2 separate regions of the Homo sapiens genome follow, and region 2 is linked to region 1. The links are chromatin loops, found by intact Hi-C in ENCODE. Cell type or tissue: OCI-LY7. All regions are shown on one strand.

Region 1 (2,500 bases):
TACATTAAAGCTGGGACCGGGAGTCTGGGCCAGTCCTATACGACGACTTTGGAAGACCTCGAAGGAAAGGATAGCCTAGGAATCATCTCGTTTGGACCTCCCTCGCCCTACCACGTGCATAGTCTCTATGGACTAATGCTCTCTATGTATAGTAGGTTCCAGCGGAGTATAGGAGAGCTAAAAATAGAAAAATCCTTACTCGCTGGGACACAGGGAAGACATAGGAACGACTACGCTTTTTCTTTAATACCGAACCCAAGTCACTCTTGCACTTTATTGTCAGCACACATTCTGACTGTAAAAGCCTTTACTGCCGCCACGCGAGAGAGTTCGAAATATTGTTCAAATATTTCTGCACTTTAGACAAACCCATCTTATCAGTACAGAAGCTGGACTCTATACTCCATTCGGCCGAGGCTTGCAACCTGAATCAACGGCATCTCCACCTCTTTTGGAGATCCCATCCTTTTGTGGGGGAAGGGGTCTCGCTCTGTCGCCCAGGCTGGAGTGCAGTGGCGTGATCCGGGCTCGCTGAAACTTCTTCCTCCCGGGTTCAAGTAATTCTCCTGCCTCAGCCTCCCGAGTAAGTTGGACTTACAGGCACCCTCCACAACACACGACTAATTTTTCTATTTTTAGTAGAGAAGGAGTTTCACCGTATTGGCGAGGCTGGAACTCCTGACCTTGTGATCCACCCGCCCCCGCCTTCCAAAGTGCTGAGATTACAGCTGTGAGCCACCGACCCTGGAGATCCCATCTTTTACCAGGCTGGCTCCTGAAAGGGTGAGAAGCTGCTCAATGCACACGCGGGACAAGTCGGGAAATTAGCTGTAGGTGCACAGGATAGAGGAGGGAGGGAAGGCCACAAGATTTATTTAAAGATGTTCAACAAGAAGCGAGAGAGACACGCACCTGAAAACCTCTGAGCCGTGAAATCTCAGGAGTCCTATTTTAACTCGCGGACGAGTAGTTTCCGGTCCCTACTTAGCTCAGCCGCGAGTCTCTCTGACAGCACATCAGCAACTCTGCAAGCCCTTCAGTGCCTAAATGGATTTCGAACCTTGCTTGCATTCTGCTCTGCTGCGAAGGCTCTCCTAATTCCCCACCTCTAACTTGTCCCAACCCACATCCTGCCTCCCTGGGTAGGAGCCAGCGCCTTGCCTCTGGGGCTTCGCTAGAGAAGCCTAGGGCGCGGTCGTTTGCATCCATCCCTGCGGTTGCAATTCCCAAAGCCTTAGCAATTTGCCACTCTATCACAGGTGACTGAAACTTCACACTAGCCTTGCTCACCTTCATGACAACCTCCCAAACCCGCTTGCTTTGCTTTCCTTGCCACTTGCAGTGAGTTTTCTTTAGAGTGGAACCCAGATTCCGCCTCGAAGTTTTGTAATTTGCAACAGCATAAAGGGAACTGAAGAACATTATGTTAAGTGAAATATCTCAGGCACGGAAAGACAGACTTTTGAGTCAGCGGCCGAACTTTGTGCCTAAATTCTTCGCTGCGAACGATACCAAGATAAGCCCAAGCTATGGGACATCAGGCCAAGAAGTGCTCACACGCAAGACAGAACAAAAGTGGGAGAAGCAAAGCAAAACACTTCAGGTCGACCAAAAAGATTGGCAAGCGCAGGCAAAAGGCTAGAACCAAAATACTGGAGATCAGGAAGTGTGTGCACAAGTCACTGACGCTATAGGAGTAGCCAATATATATGAGCCTTGCATCTCATACCACATTTAGCCCACCCAGTCACCAGCACCGGGATCTGCAGCCTCTACTTGTCTGTCTGTTTAAGCCCTGCCAGCGAGTAGCAGAGCCTACAGCATGGTCTTCACTGTTCTGGACCCCTTGGTGCCTGCCATTCCCTGGGCTGAGGACACAAGTAGTGGCACTTTCTCAGGGCATGAGCACAGCAGTTGCTTAGCTTCTATCTCAGTCCTGGTGGCTAAAGTCAATAGTCATCTTTAACTCCATGGTGCAATAGGGACTGGCGCTTTCTCTGTATGCATTTTCCACTCCTAGTCATCAATAGAAAGAAACTTATAGTACAACCTGCAGAACAAGAAACAGTACAATGCAAGAATAAATCCCCAATCTGAGGTTCTCTGGTTCTTTTCTGGCTCAATCACAGTCACTCCCTTTCCCATTATTTCTTTTTTAGCAGGCTGCTCAAACTTGACATTAAGCAAACTGCTTTTCCTACAGGGCTATCTGTGCCCATACGCTATCCACTCCCCTCCCCTCACCCATTCCTTTCCACCACCACCACCACCCACACACATCGAGTCATTCTAACTCTTCTTATTTCCCAACAGGCTTCTGGGACAACAAATAATCTGTCTTGTTCTAGTTTACAAAGGTGAGGACAAGAGGATATTAAGGTGTCTAAACACTCCTGCAAGAACCAGAATTCAGAAGAAGAGGAAGTTCCCAAGTTAATAGTTGCTTTTTCAGATAATTATGTGTCCAGAAAAAAATATTTTCTTCTTTATCAAGGCATAA
Region 2 (2,500 bases), 170 kb after region 1:
CTATCACCTGCTGACATCGTAGCAGTTGTAAAGTAGCAACACATTCCTCATGTGTCTGTGGTGATGCTGATATAAACAACCCAATGCACTGTCCATCATGTAAGAATCTGTCTAGCACATGCATCACATAATACCTGATAACAAACAGCCATATACTGGTTAATGCTTGACACCACATTTTTCTAAACTATTATTTTAGAATATACTCCTACTATAAACAAAAGTTAACTGTCAGGCAGCCTCAAAAGTATTTCAGGAAGTATTCCAGGAAGTGGCATGGTTATCTTAACAGATCCCTTTCTACGTGTGTCAGTGCCCTGAAGACCTTCCACTAAAATAAGATATAGATGGGGGAAGATGGTAACATTCAGAATCTGACTCTGTGTAGGCCTAGGCCAATGTGTGTCTTTACATCTTAGATTTTAACAAAAATGTTTAAAATGGAAAACAAACTTAAAAATTGTTTACACAGAAAAGTTTACAGAATGACAATATGAGGAAAGAAAATATTTTTGTACAACTCTATGATGCATTTGTGTTTTAAGCTAACCATTATTAGAAAAGAGTAAAACATTCAAATAGAAATTAAATGTTTACAAAAACAGTTTACAAAAACAGACTCATAGACCAATGAAACATGATAGAAAGCCCAGAAATGAGGATGCGTACCTACAACCATCTGATCTTTGACAAAGCTGACAAAAACAAGCAATGGGGAAAGGACTCCCTAATTAGTATATCCTGTTGAGAAATCTGGCTGAGCCATATGCAGAAAACTGAAACAGGACCCCTGCCATGTACCTTATACAAACATCAGTTCAAGATGGATTAAAGACATAAATTTAAAACCTGAAACCATAAATGCCCTGGAAGACAACTGGACACAGGCATGGGCAAAGATTTCACAATGGAGACGCCAAAAGCAACTGCGGCAAAAGCAAAAATTGACACGAGTCCTAATTAAAGAGCTCCTGTACAAAGAAACTGTCTACACACAGGGTAAACAGACAACCTACAGAATGGGAGAAAGCTTCTGCAAATTATACATCTGACAAGGGTCTAATATCCAGCATCTATAAAGGAACCTAATCAAATTTACAAGAAGAAAACAACCCCATTACAAAGTGGGCAAAGGACATAAACAGACACTTTTCAAACGGAGACATACATGCAGCCAACAGATATATGAAAAAAAGCTCAGCATCAGTGATCATTAGAGAAATGCAAAACAAAACCACAGTGAGGTACCACCTGATAACACCTGTCAGAATGGCAATTATGAAAGTCAGGAAATAGCAGGTGTTGGTGAGGTGGCGGAGAAAAAGTAACTGCTATACAGGGTTGGCGGGAGTGTAAAATTAGTTCAACCATTGTGGAAGACAGTGTGGCAATTCCTCAAAGATCTAGAGGCAGAAATACCGTTTGACCCAGCTAACCCATTACTGGGTATATACCCAAAGGTATATAAATTGTTCTATCATGAAGACATATGCACGTGTTATGTTCACTGTAGCACCATTCACAAAAGCAAAGACATGAAATCAACCTAAATGACCATTAATGATAGACTGGATAAAGAAAAACTGGTACATATACACCATGGAATTACAATGCAGATATTACAAGAACAGGATCATGCCCTTTGAAGAAACATGGATGGAGCTGGAGGCCATTATCCTTAGCAAACTAACACAGGAAGAGAAAATCAAATACCACATGTTCTCACTAATATGTGTAAGATAAATGATGAGAACACATGGACGCACGCATAGAGGGAACAGCACATACTGGGGACTATCACCGAGTAGAAGGTGGGAGGAGAGAGAGGATCAGGAGAAATAACTAAGGGGTACTGAATGTAATACCTGGGTGATAAAACCCCTATGTACATGGGGTTAACAAACCCCCATGACACAAATGTACCTATATAACAAACCTGCACATGTACCCTGAAAAAAAGTTTTAAAAATTTACAGTAGCTGAGGCTAATTTACTATCTCTTTTTAAGATACCGTTATATAAATTTAACAAAGCCAAAGTGTAAAGCGTTTATTAGGTCTACAGTAGTGTACAGTCATGTCCAAGGTCTTCACATTCTCTTACCAGTCGGTTCCTCACCCAGAGAAACTTCCTGTCTTGCAAGTTTCATTCATGGTAAGTGCCCCATATTTTATGTCTTCCACAATTCTTTTATTGTAGTAATTCTACATTTGCGTATTTTGATACACAAATACTCACCAGTGTTACAACTGACAACAATATTCAGTACAGTATCACGCTGTGCAGGTTTGCAGGCTAGGAACAACAGGCTCTATCACACAGCCTAGGTGTGTAGGAGGTCACAGCATCCAGGTTTATGTAAGTAGACGGTGCGTATGCAGCAATGACAAAACCGCCTAATGACGCTTTTCTCCTAACACATCTCCATCATTAAGTGATGCCTGACTGTACATAATCACTTACTTTTCAATCTAAAAACTATATGTATCTATTGTCTTAC

The links. Hi-C counts contacts between places; a loop is a spot of excess contacts. Peaks named below come from ENCODE experiments on the same cell type or tissue, not always from the same donor. Only the 100,000 strongest peaks of a DNase experiment are listed, where the experiment ranks them.
Region 2: a loop joins it to region 1, with 8 times the contacts of the local background. A loop is called at or near these places in 1 of 110 quality-filtered maps.

The regions. Positions count from the first base shown.
Region 1 is chrY:19,540,693-19,543,192 of GRCh38, forward strand. No RefSeq gene overlaps it. Among named protein-coding and RNA genes, the nearest start is that of KDM5D, 200 kb to the right of the region's middle. In OCI-LY7, no CTCF peak of the experiment used is centred here; a DNase peak (open chromatin) is centred at 969; H3K4me3 peaks cover 2,500 bases; H3K27ac peaks cover 2,441 bases.
Region 2 is chrY:19,712,352-19,714,851 of GRCh38, forward strand. All of the region lies in intron 18 of KDM5D (lysine demethylase 5D), which reads right to left. Among named protein-coding and RNA genes, the nearest start is that of KDM5D, 31 kb to the right of the region's middle. In OCI-LY7, no CTCF peak of the experiment used is centred here; DNase peaks (open chromatin) are centred at 740 and 1,270; H3K4me3 peaks cover 1,691 bases; H3K27ac peaks cover 2,500 bases.